Linked DNA regions of Mus musculus: all the other regions are linked to region 4. The links are chromatin loops, found by intact Hi-C in ENCODE. Cell type or tissue: left cerebral cortex. All regions are shown on one strand. Each heading gives the region's core, and the rest is flanking DNA. Links, peaks and the distances in the headings are about the cores only. Region 1 overlaps Cux1 (cut-like homeobox 1). Region 2 overlaps Cux1 (cut-like homeobox 1). Region 3 overlaps Cux1 (cut-like homeobox 1). Region 4 holds the start of Cux1 (cut-like homeobox 1). Region 5 has its middle 9.2 kb from the start of Gm38722. Region 6 overlaps Gm38722 (a long non-coding RNA gene). Region 7 overlaps Cux1 (cut-like homeobox 1).

What was found. Hi-C counts contacts between places; a loop is a spot of excess contacts. Peaks named below come from ENCODE experiments on the same cell type or tissue, not always from the same donor. Only the 100,000 strongest peaks of a DNase experiment are listed, where the experiment ranks them.
Region 1: it touches region 4 in a loop (2.5-fold over the local background); 10 of 42 quality-filtered maps call a loop at or near these places.
Region 2: it touches region 4 in a loop (2.3-fold over the local background); 4 of 42 quality-filtered maps call a loop at or near these places.
Region 3: a loop joins it to region 4, with 2.6 times the contacts of the local background. A loop is called at or near these places in 16 of 42 quality-filtered maps.
Region 5: a loop joins it to region 4, with 6 times the contacts of the local background. A loop is called at or near these places in 35 of 42 quality-filtered maps.
Region 6: it touches region 4 in a loop (8-fold over the local background); 18 of 42 quality-filtered maps call a loop at or near these places.
Region 7: it touches region 4 in a loop (2.7-fold over the local background); 9 of 42 quality-filtered maps call a loop at or near these places.

Annotation. Positions count from the first base shown.
Region 1 is chr5:136,376,935-136,381,304 of GRCm38, forward strand. The region is part of intron 4 of Cux1 (cut-like homeobox 1); the gene reads right to left. Among named protein-coding and RNA genes, the nearest start is that of Mir721, 3.3 kb to the left of the region's middle. In left cerebral cortex, for the core only: a CTCF peak has its summit at 2,642 (motif pointing right); no DNase peak of the experiment used is centred there.
Region 2 is chr5:136,423,083-136,427,452 of GRCm38, forward strand. All of the region lies in intron 2 of Cux1 (cut-like homeobox 1), which reads right to left. It overlaps Gm16599 (a long non-coding RNA gene), which reads left to right. Exons shown (of 3, transcript XR_868598.3): 3 at 1-4,370. Among named protein-coding and RNA genes, the nearest start is that of Gm16599, 32 kb to the left of the region's middle. In left cerebral cortex, for the core only: no CTCF peak of the experiment used is centred there; DNase peaks (open chromatin) are centred at 1,916 and 3,940; H3K27ac peaks cover 2,371 bases.
Region 3 is chr5:136,283,530-136,287,899 of GRCm38, forward strand. It overlaps Cux1 (cut-like homeobox 1), which reads right to left. Exons shown (of 23, transcript NM_001291234.1): 20 at 3,232-3,534. Among named protein-coding and RNA genes, the nearest start is that of Gm30408, 40 kb to the left of the region's middle. In left cerebral cortex, for the core only: no CTCF peak of the experiment used is centred there; DNase peaks (open chromatin) are centred at 1,770 and 2,081.
Region 4 is chr5:136,566,552-136,570,921 of GRCm38, forward strand. Cux1 (cut-like homeobox 1) reads right to left here and starts at 939. Exons shown (of 23, transcript NM_001291234.1): 1 at 627-939. The coding sequence starts at 689. In left cerebral cortex, for the core only: CTCF peaks have their summits at 1,026, 2,448 (motif pointing right) and 2,664; DNase peaks (open chromatin) are centred at 369, 771, 1,209, 1,610 and 1 more place; H3K4me3 peaks cover 2,513 bases; H3K27ac peaks cover 1,031 bases.
Region 5 is chr5:136,620,964-136,625,333 of GRCm38, forward strand. No RefSeq gene overlaps it. Among named protein-coding and RNA genes, the nearest start is that of Gm38722, 9.2 kb to the right of the region's middle. In left cerebral cortex, for the core only: a CTCF peak has its summit at 2,502; a DNase peak (open chromatin) is centred at 2,354; H3K4me3 peaks cover 492 bases.
Region 6 is chr5:136,662,546-136,666,915 of GRCm38, forward strand. The region is part of intron 2 of Gm38722 (a long non-coding RNA gene); the gene reads left to right. Among named protein-coding and RNA genes, the nearest start is that of Myl10, 29 kb to the right of the region's middle. In left cerebral cortex, for the core only: a CTCF peak has its summit at 2,172 (motif pointing left); a DNase peak (open chromatin) is centred at 2,166.
Region 7 is chr5:136,360,102-136,364,471 of GRCm38, forward strand. It overlaps Cux1 (cut-like homeobox 1), which reads right to left. Exons shown (of 23, transcript NM_001291234.1): 7 at 3,158-3,234. Among named protein-coding and RNA genes, the nearest start is that of Mir721, 14 kb to the right of the region's middle. In left cerebral cortex, for the core only: no CTCF peak of the experiment used is centred there; DNase peaks (open chromatin) are centred at 2,604, 2,907 and 3,249; H3K27ac peaks cover 1,949 bases.

The sequences.
Region 1 (4,370 bases), core at 271-4,270, 190 kb before region 4:
TTCAATTACAGAATTGTCTGAGGGAGGAGACAGAAAACACCCATAGACAGAATAGCATGCGGAGTTCTGTAAGCCACCTGCCCAGCCTCCAACCCAACATGCTTTGCCACTATCCACATCCACCCACCATGACAAACTCAAAAAACATTTTACGATCATCTGATAAGTTAATTCCTGAAGCAGGCTTGGAGGTAGTGTGCAGTTCGTTATGCAACTCAGGACCTTAAACAGCATAATTATATAACAAACAACCCTATCACCTGGATTTATTCAGCACATTTTGCTAAGCGAGGTAACATTAGCTCATTAATTCTAGTCATCCCTGCAGAAGCTGGGGGAAGGCATGCTGAGATGTGTCAGGCGCTGGCATCTCCCCCAGGGACAGGGATGGGAAGGAAAGCTGGCCAGGCCAACAGGTATGCAAAATGCTAATTATGAATGCTACTTCCTGAGACAGCAGCTACCTCAATTATACTGTCTCTTCATGCACTAATTTAACAAGGGTTTCCTAAGTGGCTACATGATCTGGGAAAGGCCAGGGTTGGGCACTGCAAGGGACACTGAGCCAAGTCAACAGGAGCCAGCTTCCCTAGAGAGGTAACCCAGGTAACATCAAATATCAATGGGAAAGCAAAAAACAGCCACATTAAAGATCACATGAGTGGAGAATAGATCCCATATAAATGGGCAAAGAGGAAAAAAAATTTTTTTTCAGTAAGAGGAGACAGAGATACTTGAGTAGTTGCCTTAATAGTGACACAGGGACAATCAGGAGTACAGTGCCAGGCAGGATCAGAACCATCTATCACCACTAAGAATAACTGATAATGTTAATTTTATGATGCTAAAGGAATACTTGATAAGCAAGACTAACACCTTGCTCTGAAAGGCTTGCCAAGGTAAATACCCCAATATACTAACCAAAAACTGAAAGGACAGGAGAAAAGACCCGTCCATCATAATAGGTACAAATTTCAAAACTCCATTCACATCTGTTAATCACAGAGATGTAAAATCATTTCTTCCTATGGTGCTGGGGAAGAAACTCAGTCATGAGAATGCAAGGCCACTGAGCCACGCCCCCAGCCCCTCACTGGGGGATTCTAGGCAGGGGCTCTACTACTGAGCCACACCCCCAGCCCTCACTGGGGGATTCTAGGCAGGGGCTCTACCACAGAGCCACGCCTCCAGCCCCTCACTGGGGGATTCTAGGCAGGGGCTCTACCACAGAGCCATGGCCCCAGCCCCTCACTGCAGAGATTTGAGGCAGATGCTCTTCTACCAAAAAACCTAGCAAAATGTCAGTATGGATGCAAAAGCCTGAAGAACACTACCAACCAATCACCTCGGTGGCCCCACACAGCTGCACAAGTGTTCCTTTAGTATGCATGGGGAATATCTAACAGCAAGCAGAGGTGCAAACAAGTCTTGATAAATTCAAAAGAACAAATATCATCCGAAGCACATTCTCTGGCCACAATGGAGTAAAACATGCACTGGACCTCTTAAGAACATAAAAAAGGAGCAAATCAAACGCAAAGTAAGCAGAAGTGAGCAAAGGAGATTGGGGAGCAATAAAACTGAAAAGGCAAAGAGAAAAAAAAAAATCAATGCAAACAAAAGCAGGTTCTTAAGGAAAAAAAAAAATCATTGAAATTGATTAGCTCCTAGCCAGTCTGATCTAGAAAAAAACATAGAATTTACAAATCCCAAGATCAGGAAATGCCAGAATGGATATGACTACACATCCTTTAATTCTGTTTCTTTTCTTTTCTTTTCTTTTCTTTTTCTTTTTCTTTTTTGAGACAGGGTCTCATTACATAGTGCTAGATGGCATGGAAATCTGTATGCAATCCAGGCTGACCTCAAAATCATAGAGATCTGCCTGCTTGCGCCTCTTGGACTGCTGGGATTAGAGGGATGCACTACCACAATTGGCACAACATGGCAAAGGTGGAAACAGGTGGATCTCTGTAAATGAGTTTGAGGCTAACCTAGTTCATATATTGAGTTCTAGGTCACTCAAGGCTATATAGTGAGATTCTATCTTAAAAAAAAAAAAAAGGATGATATATACTATGATTAACATCATGCCCAAAGCCAGGTATGGTGGTGCATGCCTGTAATTCCAGGAGTCTGGAAGACACAGAAGAGAGGCAGATCTATTTAAGTTCCAGGTCAGACTAGTTGATACGGTGACAAAATGTCTAAAAAATATTTCAGCCCAAAAAGATAACTCAGTGGGTAAAGCACCTAGCATGCCAGCAGGAGTAGCTGAGTTCTGATTCCCAGAATCCACCTAAAATGCCAGGACAGGTACCCAGTGGAGACACAAGCAGACCTGGGGCTTGCTGGCTAGTCACCTTAGCCTACTTGGAGAGTCCCAAGTCCCAGTGAAAGACTCTGCCTTAAAAAAAAAAAAAAAAAAAAAAAAAGATAGCTCCGGGTGAATAATACACTAGATTGACCTCTGACCTACATACACTCCCCTGTGCATATACATATATAAACAAAAGCAAAAATACAATTGGAGATGATTCAATCTGACTCAGAAAGGAATTAAAAACTGTTTATAGTACTATATCTTTTTTTTAAAGATTTGTTTATTGTATTTATGTGTGCTCTGTAACTGTGCTCCACCAGAAGAGGGCACCAAATCCCATTACAGATGGCTGTGAGCCACCATGTGGCTGCTGGGAATTGAACTCAGGACCTCTGGAAGAGCAATAGGTGCTCTCAACCGCTGAGCCATCTCTCCAGCCCAGTACTATATCTGTTAATGAAGTTCAATTTGAAATGAGAACCAGCAATACCAGGCCCATTATCATCACTCCACCACAGGAGCTATTTATTAGTATTAATGGTTGCCAAGGGATTGGAGGAGCAGTTTTCTTCAGTGGTGTAACTGCTTGTCATTTGCCCAAAGTTCCAGTATGTCTCCACTCATAGGCATGTAAGCAACCTTAATTAAACTCAGTGGGTTACAGAACCAGAAAAAAAAAAAGTTGAAAATGAGGGGAACTTGGTGGGAGGAAGGGAGGAAAATTGAGAGGAGCTAAGAGAGGGTAAGGGTATGTGTAAAAAGGACCAAGTTTATAAAAGGTAAAAGAAAGAAAGTCCCAGGCCTAAATGTCTTCAGAGTTTAACTACAGGAATGTAAAAAAAGATATAATAGTGGCTTTGAAGGGGGAACACTTCCCAGCTCATGACGTGAGCTTAGAGCCTTGTCTTCTGGTTAATAAACACAAAAGTCTGTATTCTATACTCCTTACAAATTTAAAGACAAAAATCTTTAGTAAACTGTTAATGAATTGATCCAGCCAATTTTGTTTGCTCTTTTTTTTTTTCTTTCAATTGTATTTGCTCATTCAGTAGTGCTGGGATTGAACCCTATGTCAGGTAGTGGTGGGGAGTAAGCCCTGGGCTTTGCACATGTTAGCTAAGTACTCTACTACCGAACTTGCCTTGTATGCATAAGGACCTGCATTTAATCACCAAAACACATGTAAAAAAGCTGGTGTGTGTGTGTGTTGGGGGGGGGGGGGCAGGTGGTGGGCACTTCTAAGCCTAGAGACAGGAGGCTTTTAAGTCTCTGGGGCTTGCTGGCCAGCTACTCTAGCCTAATTGGCAAGCCTTAGCTGTCAGTGAGAGACTGCCTTAAACAGCAAGCAAGCAAGCAAGCAAGCAAGCAAGCAAGCAAGCAAGCAAGCAAGCAAGACCACCACCACTAACAAAATCCCAAGGTGGGCATCACCTGAGGAATAACAGCCAGGGTTGATCTCTGATCTCTGTATGCACACACATATGTACCTATGTACACACACTCAAATGGAACTTCAGTGCAATGGGATAGAGCTCAGGGCTAGCACCTTGTGTGTGCAAGGCCCCGAGGTCAATGCCTAACACCAGTAGTAAACTATATATATGTCTATACACTTAAGTAATTTTCAAGAACAACTTTTGAATGTTTTAATAAAGTATTTTAATTCCCTTTGCTCTGCACCACTGCCTTGTGTGTTGTGGCACTGGGGATTAAATCATGCTAGGCAAGCACACCGCCGCGGAGCTACGGCCTCAGATTCTCTTTACTTTCCATTTTGACACAGGGTCTCATCAGGTTGCCCAGGCTGTACTTGAACTCACTTTGCCTCCAAAGAACTGGAATTGTAGTTATGAACTACTATGCCTTGCTGTAGCTTCTTATTTTTAGAATGTGATATATAGAGGTTTTTCAAAATACACTACTATAATTGTCTATGCATATAATATACTTAAAATAAGAATATCTTGGGGCTGTGAATCCCAAATTTTTTCTTGAGATAAATGGCAATATCTCAGTTGGCAGAGTACTTGCATGGCACACATGAGGT
Region 2 (4,370 bases), core at 80-4,079, 140 kb before region 4:
AAATTCTTAGATACAACCTTTAAAAGATAAAAAAAACTACAAAAGGCAGCTATAAACAGCCATGATACAGAAGTCCACGCCCTGGGTATCTAGACATTTACTCTGAGGTGCAGCTATCTAAGTCCACCTAGGGCTCTCTGAGACGCAAGTAAAAATGAACTAAGGCTTGGTTTGCATGGTGCTGCATACCTATCATCCCAGCACTCAGTAGGCTGAGGCAGGAGGATAAGTTTGAAGGCAGTGAGAGCTACAGTGCTGAAAGACAGAGTCATCTGGTTATGACACGCATTTCCATCTTGTCATCAGAGCAGCTAAGATGCATACATGAGACTCCCAAGACTAGGCACATTGTGGTGGATTATAGCTCAGTTGGTAGAGTACTTGCCTAGTATGCAGGAGGCTCTAGGTTTCATCTCCAGAACTGCATAAACCAGGATGTTGGCTTACAGGACTGTAATCCCAACACTCCAGCGGTGGAAGGAGGGATACAAGGTCAGGGTCATCTTTGGACTTAACCAGTTTCTGGCCACCTTGGGCTACATAAAAGAAACCCCAGATCAAAACAAGATGAGCTCACCCTCAAAGAAGGAGTGGAAGGAGCATCACCAGTACCCTCCCCTGAGACTCCAGTCACTCTTTCTTTGCTGTGGCCCAGCCCCAGCTCGATGGGTTCCATCCCAGTTTCCAGTCATGACACTTTTCCAGACAGAAATTTCCAGGGGATGAAGGGACATGCTAGCCTGTGGCCAGAAAGGGCACATTCAGGAGCTGGAGGAGTAGGTCAGTCAGTGGAGTGTTTGCCCTCAACATCATCCTCAGTGCTGCATAAACTGGGCAGAGTGGGACACACCTGCAGCCTCAGCAAGCAGGAGGAGAGGTGGAAAGATCAGAAGTCCAAGATTATCTGAGTTACACAATGACTTTGAGGCTCACTTGGAATATGTGAGACCCTGTCACTAAAAGAGGGGCAGAGCAGTGAGCTGGCTCAGTGGATAAAAGGGCTTGCTGCTAAGTCTAACCTCCTGAGCGCAATCCCTGAACCTCATGTGTCAGAAAGAGACAGCTGATCCTGCAAGCTGCCCTCTGCACACTTTTTAAAAAAGTGGGTGCTAGAAGTCAAACTCAAGCCTCATGCTTGCACAGTAAGCACGCTTACCCACAGGGCTACCTCTTCAGGCTCAGACAAGTTAGTTTGTAGAGTCATACACATGAAGAATCACTAGCTGGTAGGCAAAGCTCTCCACCAGGTAGCCCTGATGTGAAGAAGCAGGAAAGACTGCCTGGAGGGGAAAGACGCTGTGTAGCACTTGGGGTTAAAGAAGAGGCCTGGTGGGGCAGAGAGAGTAAAGTGCTTGCCTCACAAGAGTGAGAACCTGAATTCAATCCCCAGAACTCATAAGAAAAAAACAAGTTTTGTGGACAGCTAATCTGAAACTACCAGGCCAACGAGGAACTATGTCTTAAACGAATGATGGGAAGAAGTGGCACCTAAGATTGACCTCTGACCCCTACATATTCATATACATGTGCACAACTACCTGCATGCATCGCATCACACACACACACACACACACACACACACACACAATGAAGCCATACTTGGAAGTCAGAACAACAGTGGTTCTGAGAGGATCAGAGGGCGATTGTGAGACAAAGGTGAACACAAATGCGCTGTGACAGGCTATAAGTTCACGAACTCACAAGGCTTCTGCTCAGAAACCCCTCGAAGCAGGAGAGGAAAAGATTTGGGGCAGGGTGAGCAGATCTGCAGAACTGTACTCGTAACTAACAGGAGATGGTCCACCCTGGGTCGGTAAGCTCCGTTGAGCCAGCTAAACCCAGCTGGCTTCTGGTATTTTTATGGTCCATGAGCTAAGAATGGTTTTTACACTTTTAAATGGTTACATTTAAAATGGTTATGTAAGTGCCTACATAATATCCTGATTTTGCCTTTTACCCAGCCAGGTCTAAAATATTTAATGCCATACCCTTTCAAGAGAAAGTTTGTGGTCAAGCTTGGTGGTAGTGGGCCTGTCGTGCCAGCTGCTTGGGAGGCTAAGACAGAAAGAGCAGAAGTTCAAGGCCAGCCTGGGCAGCTTGATGAGACCCTGTCTTCAAAAAAAGAAAAAAAATATATAATAAGACTGAAGAAGATGGCATAGCTTTGAGCACTTGCCCAGACTCCCCAGTGAGTAGCAGCTCAGCAGTAGAGTGTCTGTGGGATAGGGGGAATGTTTCAATCCAACCACACACAGAAGTTGTGGACCTCTGGACTACCCCCTTGTCCATTTCTGTTTTTGCTTGTCCCACTTTCTCCCACAAGGTAAACTTGTGAGAAGGATTTAACTTAGCCATGGAATTAGCCAAGCTTTGGGATCCAGATGCGCATATGTCCTGTGAATGTCCAACACCCACCATAATCTTCTTGTGTAAATCCAGCCAGCCTAACTCTCAACCTCAGTGAGACCCAACCCCCCAAGACTTCCCAGAAACAACGGTGAATGAGAGGCTGCTGTGAACATCATAGGAGACCTGGCACATGAATAGGTCTGTGTGAGATCAAAATGCTTCTGGAATAAAAATTTACTCGTGGTCATTTATGAGCTGGTTTATCACCAACATCTACGCTCTGTTCTCATAAATGCTGCAGTGTCTAAGACATATAGCATGTGGGGTGGCAGGGCAGGAATCTGCTGAACTGCCAAAGATGCGACCTGGGCATTCTGCTCAGTCCCTCGTAACCCAGTCTCATCAACAGGTCGGGGGCACCTCTGTTAGGCCAGTTGCACTTCACTAAGCCCATGTGCATGGTGGAGGAAGATGTCAAACTCATGCTGAAAATGAGCCCATGGAAAACCACACTCCAATCTGCATTCTACTGTGGAAAAAGCATCCCAACCACATCCAGATATGGATGAAGAGGGGTTTGGGGGGGGGGGGGGAGTAAGCTATATTTTGTGGGAAACCTAGAATGTTCGACATCTTGTATCACATGGAAACTGAAACTCAAAAAGTATTTCAAGAAATAGGCATGCTGAATCTTACACTTACTCCTAAAGAAGGGCTACAAGTCAACCTTCATGAAAGCATCACCTTGGTGCCCTTGCAGCCTCAGGGCCCTGGTCACACACACCAGTGAGATCCACACTCATTCTATATTGAAGTGCCAGGCTGCCACCAGAAGTCTACCTATCCAGGGAGAATACAGGCTCTGACTCCAGTGTAAAAGCTCCTTTTATCTATCTGTGAGCTCAGGCTAGGTTGGGATACCCTGATTCCAAGTAGCTTTATCTATCTGTGAGCTCAGGTTAGGTTGGGATACCCTGATTCCAAGTAGCTTTATCTATCTGTGAGCTCAGGCTAGGTTGGGATACCCTGATTCCAAGTAGCTTTCCTGCCTTCTTGGAAGCCAGCTCCACAAGGTGATGTCTATAAGGTTTTTTTGAGACAGGGTCTTACTGGCCTGGAGCTTTTAGATTGAGCTGTGTTGGTTGGCCAGTGAGCCACAGCAATCTACCTCTGTTTCCAACTCTTCCTCCTCCTCCCCTTCCTCCTCTTCCTCCTCTGTGCTAGGATTACAAGCATGTCATTATCCAATGACACAACTAGAGCAAGAATTGTGGGTCTCAAGTTTCACTAACATTTCAGTGCAAGTGGCTAACAAGCAGGGAAACACTATGGAGCAGGTGAGTCTTGCTGCTTTGAGTCAGCCTGCAGTGACTATCAGGAATGTACTCACGAGTATCTATTGTGTGCTTTGTATGCATACAGCCAAGAAGTTATATAACTCCCCCCCTCCCTTTCTTTCTGAAACAGGGTCTTGTTATATACGCAGGCTGGCATCAAATGTACAATCCTCCTCCTATAGCCTCTGAGTGCTGGGATTCCAGGAGTGGTATCACACCTGGATGGCCCTGGCCTCTTGAAGGTGAAGTTCTGCAGGGAGGACAAACATGCACATCAAACTGACTGCACAGCAAGACAGCTGCAGGAGCCCATGAAAGGTGGGTACAAAAGCCTGGGCTGTCAAGTGACCATTTGCATGAAGCCACCTTCTCACCCAGGCAGAAGAATTTCCTTTTGGAATTCCAAAGCATCTAGCATAGTCATTTATCACCCGAAACAACTGCTTTACAGGACAGAGAGCCCTAGCACTGAGGCCAGGCCACCCTACAATTGCTATTCCTTAGTGCAGCCTAGAGCTTACAGGACTCACTTGATTGAAGTGTTTATTCAGTGATCTAAAGGGTAGAGAGCGATCATTTCCACACCCACCCTTGCCCCTCACTCACTTACAACTAAATAAACAAGAGTGACTCAGTTAAAAGGCAAATAACACAAACATTAAACATGACTGTATTCAAGCTGGA
Region 3 (4,370 bases), core at 144-4,143, 280 kb before region 4:
GGGAGTTCCAGGTTAGCCTAAACTATCAATAGCCTCAGGAAAAAAAATTAAAAGAAAAGTTTCCAGGAGCCAGGTGAGCTGAGGGTAGACACTTGCAGCATCTGTCAGACTCAGTGAAATCCCCCACACAGGCCCAGAGAGTAGAATGGCAGCTGCTAAACTCTCAGGCATCTTCTACCAGAGGCCAAGCAGGCATGTGATTAGCAAGGTCAAGGGGCTTCTGAGCAAATAGGCACTTGACTCCTGGCTTACAGCAGGGAGGAGGAGTCTGGAAGCTTCCATTTGAAAGGCTCACTGATAGTACTGGCTTCTGCAGTTTAAGCTGCCACTGCTGAGTGTACCTCAGAGAAGATCAAACCTTCCCTGGATTCTTCTCCCATGCAGAGTAAACACCTTGCCTTGGGCTGATCACAAGGCAGGTGGCTGTGGAAGGCACAAAGGCATCCAAGCCTGTACTGTGTCATAGGCTTAAAAGAAGGGCTTGAAGGCTGGGAGAGACAGCTCATCGTTAAAGCCCTTAGCATGCAAGCATGAAGAGCTGAGCTAGAACCCCAGCACTCATATAAAAAGCTGGGCACATAGTCTGTGGCTGTAATTCCTGGGCTGGGGAGGGGGAGGCAGGATGATCCCTGCAACTTGACAGCCAGCCAGTCCAGCCCTCACAGTGCTCCAGGCTCACTGAAAGGCTCAGGTTTTTGGGAAGACAGTCCATAGTGACCTCTGATGTGTATATATGTGAACACATATACACACATGCTACAGAGGGGTTTGCTTCCTTTGTGAAAGCCATTCCTCTGTGAGGGCAGAGGCCTGCAATTCTTAAAGTTACACATCAGAGTCGATTATGACCCATATGAACTGATGGGAAAAGCTTGAGTAAACAGAAGCTATCGAGTGGAAGTGGAGACTGGGATCAGAAAGGCCACCGTTGGTCTAATACAGCATCTGGGTCATAGGATGCTGGAAAGAATGTGTCAAGTCCACACTGCAGCTGGAAACTGTGGAGGCTGGCTTATGCTCCCTGTGGCAATGCCCTCAGCTATGAACTGAAAAGACTACAGGAACACCCAGAGAAAATGATGCGGCACTATGCACTATAAACACTGTTGACTGTGAAGCCAAATTTAGTTAAGGTTTAAAATTTTTTTTTTTTAAAACAACAACAACAACAACAACAACAAGCCCAACTTGAATTTACAAGATTGAAGGTGTAGCTCAGTGGTAGAGCACTTGCCTAGAATCCCCCAGTGACGGGCTGGAAGTGTGGCTTAGTGGTAGTGTTTGAACATGCCAGGATCCAAGCTTAAGTAGGGATTTGAAACTTGCCTAGGGGTCTCTGCAGCTTGATGCAGCCTGAAGCTGGCCAACCTGTGCCCAACTATATCAAGAATCCGGTGGGAAGGCAGATAACTTTCCTTATAAACATTAAGACCAGTTAGAGCTACCAAGGGGCTTCTGATTGCTAAACCCAGGTGATGAGCTATAGGCTTTCCTGGAAGTTTCTCAGATTAATAACTGGTCCTTTGCAGTGGTGGAAAGTTCTGCAGGCCAGCAGGGTACTGCTCTTGATGGATGTAACCCGTGCCAACTAACTCCCCAGTGAGGATGGAAACTGGCTAGTGATGCCAAGGAGGAGGCTCCAGTGTTTGTCATTTCTAAACTGCGATCTTAAAACTTGGCGGTTTGAAAGGAGGTTTTCTTCTGTTATTCTCAACATTTACACGGAAGGATGCTTTCTATCTGGGAGTGGGTAGCAGGAGTGATCGGCCTGCTTCCTTGGATTCGTGACAAGTCTGTGAAGAAGTGGATGACTCAAGTGTAGGAATCCTTCCATATTTCAATAACCGATGAACATATGGGCTTTGGGCTGTTCTCAAATCAGCAGCTACATTTTCATCTTTTTATGAATGAATGATTACAATTGTTCTCAGTGGATGGTCCTTTTTCCTGTGTTCTGTTTTGGACAGTACATTGCATAAATGGGATGTGGGGGTTCATGATGACATCTGGGCTTGACTCCAGACTAGAAGTCACTGACAGATGTCACTGAAACTTAGTAGCAACTTGTGTGTGTACACTCACACACACATGTGGCAGCCAAAGGACAATTTTGGCAGTCATTCCTCAGGCACAGTCCACCTTCATTTAAATTTTTCCTTTTATATTTATTTAGTGGTGTGTGTGTGTGTGTGTGTATACGCCTCCACACGTGTGCACACGCGCCTGTGCTTCATCCTGTGTTTTTCTTTAAGTTCTTTCACTGGCCTGTACTTCAGCTAGGTTGGCTGTCAGGCTAGTGAACTCCAAGAATCCCCCACAGTAGGGTTAAGAACATACCATCATGCTTGGCATTTTTTACATGGGTTTTAGGGCTCGAACTCAGTGCTACATGGGCTCTTCACAGACTGAGTTCTGCCTCTTACAGCCTTAACAGCAATGTTCCTCTTGTCCTGCTGTATCAGGGGAAAGAGACATACAGGCCCCTCCTGAAGGTGCTGCACTGCTGGGGCCATTCTGTGGGCCATCTCAGTGTGCTCTCTTCATTGACATTCTAACTGGGACTTGTGGGGACATATGATTTGCAGAGAAGCCGCAATTTTTCACCCAGGAGGGCTTGACTGATCCATACATCCCCGAGGAAGCATGATAGCATAAATGTGGCGAAATACTCTTAGGGCCACAGCAGCTTCCATCCAGCAGTGACAGAGCCCACTTGAGGCAGAGCCCAGGTTAGCTTCAGCATGTATAAGGTATATGGCCTGGGGCTGATACCCTGAGAGGATGACCACCTCAGGACTGCAAAGCAGAAGTAACAGCAGCAGGATTAAATGGCTTCAAGATGCCAGGCAGGGGCCTTGGAGCTACTGAGTCATTAGCCTGTGCAGGGCAGGATCCAGCCAGCATCCCTGAAGGGCTTGCCCCATACATAGCAGTCACAGTGAGGGAAAGTAGGAGGAAACCTTGTTCTGACATCCATAAAGTTACCTGATGCTGCAGCATTAAGCTGCTCTGCTCTGGTACCCACCATGAATATGGGTGAATGAGTTTGGGAATCAAACTGTTTTTAATTTCTTTTGTGAACTTTGTGAATGACAACTTGTAGCAATGTAAAAAAGTTGGATGCATGGAGATTTTAGAGCCTTTGGCTGGCTCAGCCTATAGTTCCCTCCCTCATCCTTTTAAGGCTTCAAACAGGAAATGACTAGTAGGAAACTGGCAATGGGGACATACCGAGGTTGTTGTCTGTCAGCACCTCTTTGACCCTCTTGGTTATGCCATACGTGTCCAGCTCAGGAGACATGGCTACTAATTCTTGGATGCTGAGGGCTGAGTGTCCAGAGAGAGGCAGCGGTGTTGTGGGCTGGGAGTCTGAGGCAGGCGGGTCGCTGGGCTCTGGTGGTTTGCCTTCTTTACTGGTCTCAATGGCGGGACAGGGCTGCTGGACCAGCTCGGTGAGACTCTTCACAGATTCGCTGGAACTCATTGGGGACTCAGGGGCAGGGCTGCAGCTGGCAGAGGTCTTTGGAGTGCTTTCTAGAATTAAACACAGCAAGAATGGCTGCTCAAACTATCATCTGTTACCATGTACACCGACTTCCATTTCTCAGGAAACAGTAATTAAATCCCATTCCAGAAGGGGACCGTCGTAGACCTTGGGACTGTGTTATTTTGCCATTTTTTTCATTAAGTGTAACCTCTAATTTTTCTGCATTAAAGGAACAAAAATAACACCAACAAAGACAAAAAAAAAATCAACTAAAGGTTCAAATAAAAGGTTTCTGAAGGCTTAATATCAGGGCATTTTGCTAAAAAAAAATGTCATTATGACTGCTATGATTTGTTCTAATCAAACCCCATGATTCTGGTAATTCAGAGGGACTGGGGGTCTAATATGTGATTATTTCCTCTATATTTTCCAGAACAAAAATATGGACAGGAGGTGGAGAGATAGCTCAGTAGGTGGAGAGATAGCTCAGTAGGTGGAGAGATAGCTCAGTAGGTGAAGTGTTTCCTTGCAAGTATGGGGATCTGAGTGCTATCCTTAGAACCCATGTAAAAAGTCAGGCATTGTAAATCCCATGCTTGCAATCCCAGCACTGGGAAGGAAGAGACAGGCTGACCCTTGAGGCTCACTGGCCAGTCAGCTTGGCATACTTGGTGAGGGTGGCGCTTGTGGAATGGGAGGCAAAGGTGACCTCTGGCTTCTACATGCATATGCAGGAATGGACAGATCATTCTAGGCAAGGGTTGCCTATAAGCCAGGATGGTCATCTGGTTACAAAGACTCTTGAACCCAGTGCCTTAGCTGTTGGTCTCTGGTGGTCCAGGGAGACTCAAGCCTTAGGATCAGAATGCTTTTTTGTGAGGTT
Region 4 (4,370 bases), core at 264-4,263:
CCGGGAATACGACGGGGCTGAGCCGGGGGGAAGGAAGGACGTGACTGGCGCGAGGGGGACTAGCGTCCCGCAGCTCCCCTTCTTTGCAGCCCTGCCACCCCTCCAGAGCCACCCCGTGGCGCGTCCCCCTCTTTAGCGCGCGCGAGTTCCCACTGAGCCCCCGTGGGGGGGGGGGACCGCCGCTCCCCCCTCCTCTCCACCAGGGTCCCGCGACAACGACAGCGCGCGGGGTAGGCGGCGGCGGCGGAGAGGACGATGAGGATGATGATGGCGATGATGGTGGGGAGGAAGACACCCTCCGGGGTTGAAGGGGGCAGACACCGGGGGGCAAAGATGTTGGTGGCGGCTGGCGGCTCCGGCGCCATCTTGGGCTGATCGATGAATTGAACAAAGAGGATCAATTTCTGATCAAGCCGAGTGATCAATGAGAGCCGGGGAGCCCGAGGGACTCGCCGCCGACTCGGCCCCGCTCTTCTCCCGGCACCCCCCTCCTGCTTTCCCCCGTCGCCTCAGCACCCCCGCCAGGGCCCTGGCAGCCCGGAGTGTCACCCTCCTTCCTGAGGGAGGCCGCGACCGCCCGCAGCCCTCACCCCCCGGGCGCGAGGCCGAGCGCCGAGAAGCCTGACCTGCAGCTGCTGTAAATCAAAGCGCTTCCAATATTGAAACATCGATCCCACATTGGCCGCCATCTTGAGACATATTGAGACGGAGTGAGAGGCTGATAGAGAGGGGGCTGGAGTTCAGGAGCCGCCAGGAGGCAGCAGGCGGGCGGGCGCCAAAACCCGGCCTGGAGCCGGCCGCCGCCTCAGCCACCGCGGACGCGGACTCCTTCCTCCTCACGGCGCCGCCGCCGCTGCCGCCGCCGCCGCCGCCACCGCCTCAGCCATGGAGTCCGAAGCCTGAGGGAAACGCGGCGGCGGCGGCGGCGGCAGCCTTGACGCGCGCGCGCCGCGCTCTCTCTCCACAGCCCGAGCGCGGGCATCCGGGGCCCTCGCGACCCCTCACCCTTTTTCCCGCGCGCCCCGCCACAAGCCCCCCTCCCAGGCCGCGCTGCGACCCTACGGCGGCCCGGCCTCGAGGGGGCGCTGCGGGGTCTCCTCCGGACCCCGCAGCTCACCTAAAGGGCGCCCTCCCTCCCCAACACCCCCGCCCCCGGGAAGGTCGCGGTCGCCGGTGGCCAGCGCTTTAGGATAAGGTGCCCCTCGCTCTGCGCGCCTGAGGACAGTGGGCTGCGCTGCGGCAGCGGGGCGCGGGCGCTGCGCTCTTTCGCACGGTGCGCGCGGTGGAGCGAGCGGAGCCCACCTGCACAGCCGGCGGTCGGGACCCCACCGGCCAGCCCGCGCGCCGGGGCTGCGGGTGACCTCACTCCGCTCCCCTATGCGCTCCAGCTGGGGGACCTCCAGACCACAGCGGTCGTGAACAGTGTTTCATATTCAAGGAAGTGCAATTGTGTCGTGGTAAAGGGGGCGGAGGGGGTTGACCACCAAGCCTTGGAGCCTGCGGCTGCTGCCGCCGCGACTCCCATTCACGTCCTACACATTCCGTTGCAATCCCCAACTTGCACCGGGACACATCAGCGAGTGGCGACGGCCTCCCCACCCTTCAGAGCCGCTCCAGCGTCCGCCAGGACTGGGGCAAGTCTTGGAGCACAACTCTGTCCCAACCATGCTTCTGCGACACAACCCCAGAAACTTCCTCTGGGGTTCACACAACTCCGCGCCTCCGTCTTTGCAGGCAGAAAGTTTGAGAGCGTGCAGTGCACTTGAAACTGAGCGCTCGTTCCTAAGTTTTGAAGAAGAAAAAAAAAAAAAAACAAAAACGCTCACATTTAAACCGGGAGTGGGGGGAAGGAAGTTCTCTTTACATTTCCTTCTAGACCCAAAGCACGCGTTTCAGGATCGTCATCTTTAATGGATTTATTCACACCAGAGAGTTTGCGTTTACAGTAGGAACACAGTGTTTTCACTTTGCTGCACTTCGGTGAACGTGTAATTAGTTAAGACAAATCCCTAAATTCCTTAATCTTGAAAATTATATGTAAATAACGTCTGTATGGAACACCAAACATGACAGTAGAAAATAATTGCTCTCTGAGCCAAGTTTGAGGGCTTAGCGTTATTCGGTTGCGGTGAGATCGATATTTTTGGAGAACGAGGTTGGAAATGAAAGTCCCCCCGAGATTTAAAGAATACAAGTGTTCCCGGGTCTTGCAACTGCACCCAAAAGCCTCTGTGTCCATGCAGCGGTCGGGACCGGGCTGCACTCCCAAGTCGCAGCCTTTGAGGGGCAGAAGCCACCCGAAGCAGGTGCGTGGGAGCGCGCGGGCGTCAGGAGGCGCAGAGCCAACCTCAAGTCTGGATGCCGTGACGCGGCGCCAGGCGGGACACTGCGGACCTCGGGTGACCGCGAGCTGCAAGGGAGTCAGGCGCCGGAGCCGGAACGCGCGGGCGCCCGTGCTGCAGCTCCATTCGCACCGCCCAGTAGAGGGCAGCGGCTCCCCGACACTCGGGTCCTCAGGGTACCCCCCCCCCCCACACACACACACACACACACACACACCACTGCCCCAATGCTCGTGCCCACCCCAGCTCCTCGTACTTGGCCACACCCTGACCGAGATCCAGGCGGGAAGCAATTCCTTTGCCACCTAAAGCTTCCTAGAGCTTACCCGTTTCTCCCTATCTTGCATTTTAAAGGCCATCTACGTTTGTGCGGTGGCCAGCAAGAACGGCAAAATTTGACCTAAAGGTGGCTAGACAAAATGGGCAGGAGCATTAAAACAAGCAAATTTCCTCTCGTGGGGAACGATCGGAGAAATGGTATGGATTTACCACAGATGTTCTCAATCTAATTATGCTGTCGATCCCCTGGGTTTGAACTTTAAAAACTGAAATATATATGACCTGTGTAATAGTGGGGAAAGACATCTGGTTGGAATTCAGAGTTCTGAATCCATGGCAATATTTTAGATATAAGTTTGACGGGTATTAAATACAATTGTTCCGTTTCTAGTTATGTTTATACTTTTGCATGTTAACCTGGCTGACATTGGGAGGCCCAGAGCTTAAGCTTTATTTAAATAAATTTTAGATTTCTCCTAACAGAGTTTGGGGGTTGTACAGACTTTATTGCCCTCGGCCAGGAAGAGGGGAGAAAAAAAATTAAGATAACTTCTCTAGTGGAATAAAATGTTCTCATTTCAAAAGATAATTCACTAATCAACAATTATCTTGAGTGAATGAAATAATAATGCAAAGACTTGTGACAAGATTTTAAAGAACGCATTTAAGATGTTTAGAACAAGTATAGTCATAAACGAACAACTTAGAGATGGTGGGGTGGCTCAGTGGGTAAAGTGCTTGCTGTACAAGTGTGCTTGAGTTCCATTCTCAAAATCCACGTGGAGGAAGGGAAAAGAGACTCCATAGAATTGTCCTCTGATGTCTACCCCCTAGCTGGGACGTGTGTCCCACTGCACACACCAGGCACACACACACATCGTCATCATAATTAATAAATAAAATTTAATAAAGAGCAAATTATAAGCATTTCAAAGACTAGTTTTTTCTTGCAAGTTCATGCTCACCCAAAGTACTGTAAAACCTGGACGACCACTGGTGTCTGAATGTTGTGGATTTACAAAGTTACGAACTGCTTAAAATATTTTTTAAATGGAAGGGTTTAAAGACTTCTATCTCCATCGACACCCACAAAGACAACACATGAGTGATCACATCCTTCTAGAATCCACTGTGAGAACGGATGGCTCTGACGCAGGAAAAAAAGCTTCACATATAATTGATATGACTTTGAATGAAGCATAAGAAAAACAATCCAGAGGCATTCAGTCATTCTGTTTAATGTCTAGCTTCTCCCTTTAGGGGAAGAGCGCTCACAGTTCCCAATGCATGACTAATTGCCATCCCAAGCTTCCCAAAATAAGTCCCCTGTCATCCAACGAGAGAGCTGATCAAAACGATAGCCATTCCTAGTACCTTTATTTTTCAGCTTAGCACCAGAGAGGGAAACTGTGTAGGTGATGCAGGAGCCCAGAAATCCTCAGTTTCTTCCCCGTGGATCTTGTATTATTACCCAAAACAGTGAAATAAAATAGGGTTAGCTGACATGGTGGTGCACACCTGCCACCCCAGCGGGAGGCAAAGGCAGGAGGAGACTTTCATGGTCATGTATAGGGAATTCAAGGACAGCCTTGTTCTATGAGACCCAGCCTCAAAGACCAACAACAATGGCAAGTAATAACAGTAAAGGATCTGCAAGAATCTATTGTGGTTGCAGTAACTCTAAGAAACATTGTAACATACCTCAAACATTCCTTATTCTGCTCCGGTTGAAGAGTCTCCCCTGGATGG
Region 5 (4,370 bases), core at 160-4,159, 54 kb after region 4:
GTTTGTTCAGGGCTCCTGAGTATGTGACAAGGCCCAGGAACATTTAAAAGCCACGCATTACCGGGCAGTGGTGGTGCACATCTGTAATCCCAGCACTTGGGAGGCAGAGGCAGGTGGATTCCTAAGTTCGAGGCCAGCCTGGTCTACAGAGTAAGTTCTAGGACAGCTAGGTTATACAGAGAAACCCTATCTCTGTATAGAAACCCTGTCTCGAACACACCCCCCCCCCCAAGCCTGGCATTATAGTGGGCATCTGAAATGATTCCAGGAAGGCTCAGGAGGATTGCCATAAGTTCTGGGCTAAGCTACATAGCAAGTCCCTGTCTCAAAATATTTTGGAAAAAGAAACCAAAAGAAAAGCAAAAAAATGACAAAATCCTAAACCATAGAACTTTTTTTTTTTTTAAACTCAGGGTCTCATGTAGCCCAGGGTACCTTCAACCCCACTATGAGTGTCCACTGAGGGTGACACTGGAGTCCAGAGCCTCCTGCCTCCACCTTCCCCAGCGCTGACACAGAACCCCAGGGCCTTGTGCTTATCAGACAAGCACTCACTCAGCCACATCCTCACCCCCTGCCAGGTGTTTCTTTGGTGACTTTATTCCCCCTACCCAAGGTGGGAGCAATGGCTCAAGAGATTAGGGGGGTCTCTGAGAAGACCTGGAGAGAGCAAACTTCAGCCAGTGCCCTGCTTCCTCTGAGTACCCCACACTACCCTGTAGAACTGTTTAATCTTTCAGTTTTCCCCCCATTAAGTCCCTGCTGCTGGCTATGGACTTAATAAATTCCACCCCATTTACTTACAAACTTACAATTCATTTAGGCTTAGCAGAACTTTCTGGACTGTCTAGGCAATGCAACCAAGCTGAGGTTGAGACATTTTTTCCTTTCAGCACAGGGCTCTCTTCCCCTTCAAACATACATGCAAAGGGCTGGTGGGATGGTTCAGTGGGTAAAGGAGCTTGCCACCAAACCTGCCGACTCAAGTTTAATCCCAGGAACCCACGTGGTTGAAGGAAAGAACTGACTCCTAGAGTTTGTCCTCTGACCTCCACAGGCCGGCTTTGGCATAAGCTTTCCCTACCCCTACTCCCTTAAAGTGATCTTTTCTTTTCTCTTCTTTTCTTTTCTTTCTCTTTTGTTTTTGTTTGTTTTGCTTGTTTGTTTGTTTGTTTTTAAACCCTCAAAATGAACAAATAAATTTTAAGAACCCTCTAACCAGAAAAGAAACAACAACAGCAAAACAGTAATAAACCCAGGAGCATGATCTTCTGGTACACACATGTAACTGACAGGCTGACAGGGGTCAGCCTGGGCTTCAGAGTGAACCTTGCCTTAAACAGACCAGATACACAGTCTTGAGGGGAGATAGGAGTTCTACTGGATGGTCCCACTCTCATCTCGGGAGCTTGGACCTATCCAGCCCCACCTTGGTGGTCTTGTTTTCTGCCACGTGTTTAGAGGAGCCTTTTTTTTTTTTTTTTTTTTTTTTTTTTTTTTTTTTTTTGAGACAGGGTTTCTCTGTATTGCCCTGGCTGTCCTGGGACTCACTTTGTAGACCAGACTGGCCTCAAACTCAGAAATCCACCTGCCTCTGCCTCCTGAGTGCTAGGATTAAAGGCGTGTGCCACCATGCCGGGCCGAGGAGCCTTTTTTATTAAGGAAGCTTTCATCCAGGCCGACCTTGATCCTTTGCAGAGGCCATGGGAGCTAAGGAAAGTTAGGGAGCAAGAGAAGCTTTTTCTCTTGTGGGAAAGCCTTGTCATCTTTCCAGGTGAGGATGGTAGCCCCGATTTTCTCATGAACCGGCATCCCCAAAGGCAGGGATCATTCTGGATTGCTTTTGGGAGTCAACTCATTGCTCAGGACTTGGGAATGCCGTAGGTCCTCAATCAATACTCCAAGGGTTGGATTCCGCAGAACCATGTGCCTGCGGCACCCATCCAGCTAAGATAGTCACAACCTCGGAGTAGGCTTAGGGAGAGGTGGCCTGGCTTCAGGAGGGTATTGGGTGCAAAGAAAAGCATCGTGGGGGGCCGTTTGGGGTCCTCCCGGGGCGCTTAACCTTGGCTTTCTCTGCTGGCTGGGTTGTGGCTCCTTACTCCAGGGCCTCGGGCTGCGCGCCAGAGAAGAGGAGGAGGCGTCTACCGTCTGCACCCATCACCTGAGCTGTACCGGGCGGGGAGGATAACAATTATTGGGAGAGGTTGAAAAAAAAATCATTATCAAATAACTACAGCTTGCAAAAGTTGGAGGGTGGAAAGGAAAATGCGGTCCGGATCGCTGCAGGATCGCGCGGCTGCTGGAGCTGCGCCGCGCAGCGCCGCGGTAGCCGATCTGGAAGGAGAAACATCTGCAAGGCATTTGTGCGAGGCTCACCTTTGAGACCTCGCGGTTGGAAGGAGGCGCTGAGTTCGCGCAAAAGGAAAATCGCTCCAAGGTTTTCTTAGGGGGACCCTGACTGGCGCGGGCTGAGGAGGCTAGGGAGTTGGGGAAGAGCGCCCCCTGTCAGGCGCACGAAGAGCCTTGATGACCCGAAAGGAAAGCTACCACCTTAGCCTCAGTTTCCCAATCTTTCTCTCTTTACCCCTCCTCCTTCCCCTCACCCTCATGTAGCCCAGGCTTTTTATGTAGCTGAGGCTGGCCTTGAACACTTCACCTTCCTTCTTCAGTCTCCCAAGTGCTGGGATTGCAAGTCTGCCTTCTAAGATACATTTTCAGCAGTATATGAATGGGAGTTAACGTTAAATTCACCAATCCGTTCATGTGACGAATTACGATGTCACTTTAAAAAAATCTTTAAAAGATAGCATGTCCAAGGAAAAAGGGGGAAACTTTTTTCCTGATAAAACAGAAGTGGCTTTTCGGAAATGTTTTTCCTTTTGGCAGCTTCATAAGACACTGTGATCAGCCAACGCCTTACTACCCTTTCCTCTGCAACAGCCTGCTTTCCCGTTCCCCCTCTCTCCTACCTTCATGCCCCTCTCTTATACCCCCACCCCGTAAGCAGTCACAGCCAGGTGTTCATGACACCAAGAGTCATTGACAGCCCACCACATGCTTCACCCCCATTCTGCTCCTCCCTTCCCTCTTTCCAGATGTTCCCTGGGCCTTGGAATGGTGACACAACGTGCTGGGTGGGACCGGGCATTCAGCAGCCACCTGTTCTCACCCCTTGGACCAGCTGAGTTCCCCCCCCCCCCAAGCACTGCCCATTCAAGAAGCCCTTCTCTGGTCAAAGCTGAGGGCTTCCTTAGTCTGTGTGTGTCCCCCCAAAACAAGGTTTCTCTGTGTAGCCCTGGCTGTTCTGGAACTCACTCTGTAGACTAGGCTGTCCTTGAACTCAGAGCTCTGCCTGACTCTGCCTCCCGAGTGCTAGGACTAAAGGTGTCTGCCACCACCGCTCAGCTTAGTCTATGGGTACAAGCACTGTTTCGAAAGCAGTTTAGGATTATGGAGATGGCTCAGTTACTAAAGGCACTTTCTGCTACACGTGAAGACCTGGGTTGGCTCTCCAGGACCCACAGGAGAGAGGAGAGAACCAACTTCTTCAGGTTGTCCTCTGGCTGTCAAAACTTGTGCCATGGGTGTCCTCACATACAAAATAAGTAAATAAATGCAATAAAAAAAATTAAGAATAGAAGGCAGCTTATGAGGTCACTTGACAGGTCACCAGGAGTTCCCTGTAGGGCCTGACCTTTCCAGGCTCAGACATTTCCCCAGTTCTGCTTGACAAGCCTTCCTTCCATCCCTTGGGGCAGATCTCCTCACATCCAATCCTAAAGACAGAATCTTATTTGTAGCTGAGGCTGGCCTTGAACCATCCATATCCTTTTGTCTCTCTGCCTCTTGAGTGCTAGGATCACAGGGAGGTACCGCTGTGTCCAATATATTCTTCTTCCCTCCCTCCCTCCTTCTTCCCTCCCTCCCTCCCTCCTTCTTCCCTCCCTTCCTCTGTCTTAGAAGGTCTCCTGTAGCCCAAGCTGGCCTCAAACTCACTACAAGGCCAAGGATGCCCTTGAACTCCTGATCCTCATGCCTCCACCTAAAACCAGGATCATAGGCATGCAGCCTTGCACTCTGTTTTGAGTAGCCAAAAAGTTCCTTGGAGGCTCAGCTGGTGGAGTGCGTGCCTACCACTCAGAAGCCCTTGGCTCCATCCAGCTCTGCCTAAACCAGGAATGGTGGTGTATGACCGTATTCAGGAGGTAGAGACAAGAGCTGAATCAGAAGTTCAAGGCCGTTCTTCAACACATAGAAAGTTTGAGACAAGCCTGGACTACACAAGACCCCGTGCCCTCCTGTCTCCCCTACCTCCCCTTTAAAGAGCCTAAGTTTCTAATTCAGGGACCAGGGCAAGCCTTTCAGCC
Region 6 (4,370 bases), core at 286-4,285, 96 kb after region 4:
TGGGTAACCTGGCACCCGAGGGCCTGGCCTCGGCGCTGGCCGGCTTCGTGGCTGGTCCGGCTGGTTTGTGAGGTGAGGAGGAGGAAGATGCTGACACTCTGGGTGAATGAATAGTGACCGGCACTGAGAAAAGAAAGGAAGCGGGAGAGGGAAGGAATGGGAGAAGGAGGGGCCTGATGCGCATCCCTGGGTGGTCTTCACAGTGGCAACATGCCTCTCTGTTTATGTCTCTACGCCCCCTCCACTCTCTGCTGCTCAGCCAGGCCAGCTCACCTTGTATGAATGAAGCTCCAAGCAGGACCCAGAGCTGCCCAGGGGCAAGAACACAGACTCCCAAGGCCAGTGCAGAGCTCACTCCTGCCTCTGTGCCTTCCTGGGGTTTCCATCTGGATCTGCCCTGTGCCCTAGGACTCTCAGCCTGAGTCCATGGACTGCAGGGACTTGGCATCGGGGAGGCTGCCTGAGCTGACCCAGCCCTGCTGACCCAGCCTGACCCAGCCCTGCTGACCTCTACACACACAGGGACATTCATTACTGCTGTCATTGTCCTGGTGACTGTATTACTGCAGTCTGTCTATTACTCAAGGCTAATATGGCAGGGTGACAGATAGTACCTAGGGGTGAGTCTTACAGAAGTAGATAACATTTGATACAAGTTAAAGGTGCCATCTGGACTATTCTAAGGAGTGTATGTGCATGTGTATACATGTGTTCATATATATATGTATTTTCTTTTCTTCCTTCCTTTCTTCCTTCCTTTCTTCCTTCCTTCCTTCCTTCCTTCCTTTCTTTCTTTCTTTCTTTCTTTCTTTCTTTCTTTCTTTCTTTCTTTCTTTCTTTCTTTTTTTTTTCGGGACAGGGTTTCTCTGTGTAGCCCTGGCTGTCCTGGAACTCACTTTGTAGACCAGGCTGGCCTCGAACTCAGAAATTTGCCTGCCTCTGCCTCCCAAGTGCTGGGATTAAAGGCGTGTGCCACCACACCTGGCCCATATATTTATTTTCTTAATTTTAGTTTTCTTTCCCTCTCCTTCCCCCCCCTTTTTTTTTCACTCAGCCTCACGTTGTGTGTTGCTTCTGCTGTGTGATGTTCTATCAGCCACTTGACCTCTCTGAGCCAGTGAGGTTCATGACATGAGATGAAACCTACTTCTCTTAGGGTATTTTCTAAGTTTTCATCACCTACCCTAAAGGCCTTTCTAATCACACCAGTGTCTGACACCTCACAGGCTTTCCCAAGATCCAGTATCGTGATTCTATCTCTGCCCCAGAGCCCGTCACTGACAACTGGCCAAGCCCACCGTGTGTCTGACTAGGGGACCTTCTGAGTCCACAGTACTTTGTGGCCCAGGACTTCCTACTGTAGAAGGTCCAGCTGGAGTCTTTACTTAGGAGTAAGTCATGAAAGCCTTCCTGGAGGAAGGAATGTTGGATGGATCCTGGACTGACAAGCAGTAAAATTAAAACTGCTCCCTTGGATGGGGCCGGCTCAGTGGTGGACCTGGGCCTCTGACCCTTTCGTTTGGGTATAGTGGAGAGTATGGGTCTTCCCATCTCTCTATGGGCTTTGAAACCATCCCCCCCAAACTGAGAGGGCAAAGATAGATGCTAGGTAGTGCTGTCCCAGGGGAACTGAAAGAGGGAAACTGAGTCACTATTGCTTACTGAACCTTTATCTCACCATAGCTCAGGCTGCCCTTAAAATCCAATTTCTACCCACTTCAGCCTCCCGAGTGCTGCTAGGATTATAGTCAGCTGCCACCATGCCTGGCTCTATCATCGCACTTTTAATTTGATTAACTCACTAAGTTTTGGTGCTGGAGTTAGGATCCAGGGCTTTGCAGGTGCTCTGCTGTTGAGCCAGGCTCCCAGCTCCTTCACTGGGTGTTTGTAGGTGCGGCTCTACCAATGAGCCCCGTCCTGACCCTGCCTCTGTTCCGTTCTAGAAACTAGGGAGGCAGAGTGGATATGAACCACTTGGGTGGGAGCAGCCATAAGCTAACCTTGTCCCCTCTCCCATTTATCTGCCTCAGGCCTTAAATGGAAGCTGAGGCTGGGACACACAGGGATTGAGAACCTGGGGCACTGTGACTTAGATGGAGGCAGGAGGTCAGCCTTGGTCTGGATGAGCTGGCCGTGCGGTCCATTCAGATTTTCGTTAGCGGAGCGCCACCTAGTGGTGTTTGTGGAAACCAGTCTAACTTCCCGTTTCTTGGTTGTTAAAAAGAGAGAACAGCAAAGGAGAGATGGGAGTCTGGATCCCTCACTGGGCTATGACTCCTGACACTTAGAGGCCAAAATAAGGAGAAAGTGGGTGGCGCAGCGGCAAGTGCTAACTAGACTTTGGCCGTAGCCCCGACCTTAGTCTTAGCCTGCTTTTGGCCCGACCTGGGTTTTTGTGTCCATGTGGTAGTTGCTCTGCTCTCAACTTCCTAGTATAGAGTATTCTTTAAGACAAACTATGGGCATCCAGGCATTGGTGCACACTTGTAATCCTAACACCCAGGAGGTAGAGGCAGGAGAATCAGAAATTCAAAGCCATTCTTGACTGCATAATGAATTCAAGGATAGCCTGGGCTATGTGAGACTAGTACAAATGAGATGAGGGGGAGAAACAAAGAGAAGGAGGAGGAGGAAGAGGGAAGAGGAGGAGGAGGAAAACAAGAAGAAATGACTCAGGGAGTGTCAGTGTGTGTGAATTTGGGTATTAGTGTGTTCGCATGTATGTTTGTGTGTCTGTTGTGTGTGAATGTATTTCCCTGCATGGGGGTGACTCTGTAAATAAATGCTAGCTTTCAAGTATGTATCTGTTTGCGTGTAAGTGTGTGAATGAATTGCTGTCTATGTGTGTGTGTGGCTATGTGTATGATTGCGTATGTGTGTGTCTCCATGTGTGTGTGTGTATATCTATGTGTCTGTCTGTCTGTGTGGCTATGTGTGAGTGTGCATCTTTGTGTGGGTATATCTGTATGTGAGTGTGTATATGTGTGGCTGTGTATGTGTGGCTGTGTATATGTATGTGTGTGTCTATATTGTGGCTATGTGTGAGTGTGTCTGTCTGTATATGAGTGTGTGTGTGTATGTGTGGACATGTGTGTCTGTCTGTCTATATGTACGTGTCTGTCTGTCTGTGTGTATCTGTATGTATGACTATGTGTATGTCTGTCTGTCTATATGTGTGTCTGTCTGCATGTGTCTGTATGTGTAGCCATGTGTGTGTTTGTCTGTCTGTATGACTGTGTGTCTCTCTGTGTACTTGTGGATCTTTGTTTATGATGTGCCTGTGGATATAAATGCCCCTCATTCTAGAAGTATGTGACTGCAGCCCCCGTGCTTGTGGGATTTGGGGAACACCTGCTTTTCACACTTGGCACCCCTTCTTGGGCTCACAGGTGCCTACCTGGATCCAAGGAAGGGCTGAAAACTTCTTTGAGGACCCCCTCTTGATGGGAGGACTTGAAGGGCTCCCCTGCTTCGTGATGTCAGTTTGGAAGTGTGAGGTGCTCTGGTGGGGACCATGAAGAGGATGCTGTGCAGCCTCCATTCAGTATGGACTTTACTTTGTTAAGATTTTAAAAAAGATTATACCCTGTCTGGAAAAACCAAAAAAAAAAAAAGATTATATATATTTACTTTCCCAAACTTTAATTTAATGTGTTTGAGTGCTTTGCCTGAATGTATGCCTGTGGATTTGGGGTATGTGTTTGTGTGATGTTCATGTGTAAAGGCGTACACTTGAGTGCTTGTGGGGTCAGTCTCAGGTATTAGTCTTCAGGACAATGTCTATCTTATTTTTGAGACGGGGTCTCTCACTGGCCTACAGTTCATGAGTTTGTCTGGGCTGCCTGGCCAGCATGGGTCCACCTGCCTCTGGCTCCCAGCGCTGGGATTAGAAATGAATGTCACAACAATTGGCTTTTTTACATGGGTTCTGGGATCAAATTCTGGTCTTCATGCTTCTGTGGCCAGCACTTTACTGAGCTATCTCCCCAGCTCCAGTAATAATTAACTTATGGGTTCAGCAGCATTGGTCTGCAGATGTGACCACTGAGTCATCCCACCAAGTGCCCTCAGTGGGAGTGCAGTTGTGAAACACACCCGAGCATGTATGTGGGTGTGTAAAACACACATGTGTGACTATGTGCATGCTTTATGTATGCGAGTGCTGGGCAGTACATGTGCTTGTGTGTGCATGCTCTGGGGGGTGTGCACTGATGTGTGTAGCATGCTTTGAGTGTGTGTGGATGCATGGGAATTAAATAGCTTGTTTTATGCATGCCTTGTGTGTACAGGCATGAGGGTGCATGAGCCCATGTTTGTGTGCTTTGAATGTGTGCAAACATGAGGGTGTGTATTCATGAGTTTGCGTATGC
Region 7 (4,370 bases), core at 255-4,254, 210 kb before region 4:
CACCAATCTTGTTTTTTGTTTTTTAAAGACAGGGTCTATGTACCCCAGGCTAGCCTTGAACTCATTAGATAGCCAAAGATGACACTGAACTTCGGACCTGTCTGCCTCTACCTCTCAGTGCTCAGATTACAGGTGTGTGCCAACCCCCAACACCTGCTTTGTGAGATGCTAGGGCTCAGATCCAGGGGGTTTTGAGTGTTGGATAAGTGCTCTTCTGATTGAGCTATATCCCCATCTCTTTAGGTTGCTTTTTCAAAGATGGGGTTTCGTGTACCTCAAGCTGGCGTGAATTCTTGATCTCCCTGGGTACAATTCCCCGGAATAGGATTACAGGTGTGTGCTATCAGACCCAATCAGGATAGCAATTGCTCAAAGTAAAAGGAGAAAAGTCCACAAAGATGGGAAACACACAAAGAATGGAGAAGAAAATGTCCCTTAGTCTCTGCCTCATCTCTCTGAAGTGCCTCCTTCTCCAGAGAATGACTGTCCATGGTTTGCTGCATAGACTTCCAGCTTTTAAATGTCTTTTACCATCAAAAGCCATTTCTATATACAATTGCAGATACAGTTGCATACTTCATGTCTCCATTAATCACAGACCAAGTGTATGGGGGAGGGCTCATATGATTACAATGGAGCTGAAAAATTCCTACTCCCTGGGGGCAATATGGCTGCCTTATGACTTGCAAGCCTATGGTAATTGACCACAGCTATAAATAACTCTGCTACTAGTTTATGCATTTCTACATAGTACTTCAAAAGGTTGTGTGCAGATATGCTCGCATCTGTGTGTGCAGAATCCAAAAGACAAACTTGAGTGTGTTCTTCAGATGCTGACCACCTTGTTTTTTGTTGAAGCAGGGTTTCCCATTAGCCAGGAACTCACCAAATGGGACAGGCTGGCAGACAGGTGAGCTCCAGGGAGCCTCCTGTCTCCATCTCACCGGGCTGGGATGATAAACATGCTCCACCATGCATGGCTTTCCACATGGGATCTGGAGGCTGCTTTCAGACCCTTATAGGTGTATGCTGTGGAACTGAGTGACCTCCTCAGCTACAAGAACACTTTCAGTCATTATTTTAAAATTCTTGCACTCAAGCTGGGCATGGTGGTGAATGCCTTTAATCCCAGCACTTGGGAGGCAGAGGCAGGCGGATTTCTGAGTTCGAGACCAGCCTGGTCTACAGAGTGAGTTCCAGGACAGCCAGGGCTACACATAGAAACCCTGTCTCGAAAAACAAAACAAACAAACAAATTCTTGCACTCATTAGAAAAAAGTTTACTGTGGTCTGGAGAGATGGTTCAGAGGTTAAGCTCTTGCAGAGGACCCAAGTTTGGCTCCCAGTACTTGTGCTGAGCCATTCACAACTGCCTATAACTCCACTCTAAAGGGTTAGGGTTAGGGTTAGGGTTAGGGATGCCTCTGCAGCCATCTGTACTCATGTACACACACACACACTCACACCAAAAACCCAAAAGTTTATTTTAAAATAGTATGCTCTGTGGTAGGAGCAAACCCCTCATCTATGGACTGTCAACTTGATTTACTGGCTGAACTGAAGAGCCAGGCAGAGTGGTGCATGTCTGTCATCTCGGCACTGAGAAGGCTGAAGCAGGAGGATGCGTTCCTGGCCACTTGGGTAACAAGGTGAGATCACTTCTCATTGAGTGGCTGGTCAGCCCCAGTCCTTGTCAGCATTCTCATGTTCACATCACCATGGCAAAACTGTCTCATGAGATTTCTCAGAATAAATCTTATCTATCCATTCATCCCCAAGTCATGATAGGAATTTTTTCTTTCTTTCTTCTTTTTTTCTTTTTCTTTTTTTTCCAAGACAGGGTTTCTCTGTATAGCCCTGGCTGTCCTGGAACTCACTTTTAAGATACTCAGAAGGGAAGCTTCTGGATAAAGAACTGAACATGCCTGTCCCTACGCACCACCCAGCCAGCCTTGAGAGGCATTCCCATTCATGTGCATAGTGCCTGTGATCATGTTCCTAGACTCTCAGCAATGAGTGGCATGCCCTGTTTTTAAAGAGCTGACAGTGATAGGCAAAACCATCTTTTACTGATAGTTTATCTGCAAATGTCTGACTGTTAAAAACCATTAGCACTTCCCCTATATGACGTACATTGCGTCTGCAAGCTGCCTGCTCCTTCCTTTATTCTTTTTTTTTTTTTTTTTTTTTTTAGAGATTTTATTTATTTATTATATGTAAGTATACTGTAGCTGTCTTCAGATCTTATTACGGGTGGTTGGAGCCACCATGTGGTTGCTGGGATTTGAACTCAGGACCTCTGGAAGAGCAGTCGGTGCTCTTAACCACCGAGCCATCTCTCCAGCCTCCTTTACTCTTCTACTGGACTGCTTCTTCATTTTCTGGAATTTTTAAGTTCTATATTTATATAGTGAGCAGTGTGTAGACATATGGGTATACACACATGAATATGTAATGTGAAGACAGGATAAAAGGTTTTGCCCATGCTAGGCAGGTGCCCTCCCACTGAGCCACGCCCCAGCCCCTCCCTGGGGGACTCTAGGCAGACGCCTCATGGCTGAGCTACATAGCTTGGTGGTTGCAGTTTTGGACATTTACTCATTTGACTGTTAAACTGCCTGTGACTATTTTTTGTCCCTCTAACATTTGTGTTCTAAGTTGGATCATGATGTCGTCTCCTTTTTCTTCCCACATTTAAAGATACTGTGCTGCTTCCTTTTCAGAAAAGGAAACAAAAAAAGAAAGGCAAACTTTGGTATAACCTTTTTTGGTATCTTTTAGAATTTAAAGGTTCTGTTACTGCCGTTCTGAACTTCATTTTGGGTAGAACTAAGTCTCCCCACCTCCATTATTGTTCCAAATGAGTTGTTAGCTCTTGACAGTTGGTGATTTAGAAGTGTTTGTTGGAAAGAACAGGAAGGATAGCTGGGGCAGGGAGGGAGAAGGCAGGAGAGCCACCCACATCTACATTTAGCAATCAGTGCAGTGACTAATGCAGCCAGGTAGAGCAGCCTGGGACACAAGCTTCAATTGTGTGGGCTCAAGGCTCCTAACTGCAGGATCCCTAGTAGCAACAGGTAGTAGAGGGGCTGGCCACGAGACCACCCGTGTTCACCCACTTCCCATGTGGCTTCAAATAGGGTGGCGAACATCAAACCTGTTTGCAGAGTCTGGAGTTTGTGCTCAGCTTCCTCCAGTTTTGAGGTGGTGGACATCTGTGTCTCTTGCAGCTTTCTGGAAAGAATTAAAAAAAAAAAAGGAGACAATGAATCCAAATTGGTCATCATGTTTTGACTACTGAGATAGGCTGTGTGCCCGAGCCCCACTGATGAACATGCTTCTGTTCTCCGGAAGGCCCAGCTGGAGGCAGCCTTACAGTGCAGCTTGACTCTCTGCACCTCAATGTTGTGAATGCAGATTAAACGACGTGGAATGTGAACCCCCTGGGGTCTGACATGTGTGGCAATTGGTGTGGAAGGTCCTCCTGTATGGGACTTGTTCCGAGATGGTGGATATTAAAAAGAAATGAACCAGCATCATCATACGCTCATTGTTTTCTGAGGTTGGGGAGAAGAATGATACATTTACATTCTGCTGACACAGAAAAGGAATCTGTTGGCATAAAGGATGTCCTAAACAGATGTGACAGCTGTCCTTTCCTCTAAAGTGGAACGCAAATGCTACTACGGTGGGTGGGGGAGGGGGGACCTGAATATCTGCAAGCAGTTTACTATCCCCATGGTCTCTAAATGTAGTTCCCAGCCAAGAAATGACATGCTTTCCTCTGTGTCTGCAGAAAAAACAGGAATCTAAAATTAAGTTCATCATTTTATATTATATGAATATAACATATGCTCAACCCAATAAACCTGGGGGTACAAAAAGGGAAAAATGACAGCTTAAAAATAATAACAGCCAACTTTCTGTCACCTATAGAAAAACTTTGCTAATATTTTCCTGCCTGTCTGTTATAAAATGGGATGTGTGCTGGGGCTGGAGAGATGGCTCAGGGGTCAAGAGCACTGCTTGCTGTTGCAGAGGACCAGAGTTCATTTTCTAGTACCTACATCAGGTGCAAAAAGCTCCAGGTATTCAGAACCCTCTGCTGGCCTCCACAGGTACCCCTGTGCACACGTGGCATACCCACACAAACACATTCATATGCATAATTAAAATGAACAACAAATTTTAAGAAAGCCCCACTTTAGATGTAGTATTACAGTGGGTGTCTGTGTGCGCATGTGCGTGAGGTACAGGTGCACTGGAGTAGAAACTGGAGGCCAATATCTATCTATGTGTTCCTCAATTGTCTCTTCCCTGATTTTTTTGAGACAGCATCCCTCACTGGACCCTGAGCTCACTGATTTGGC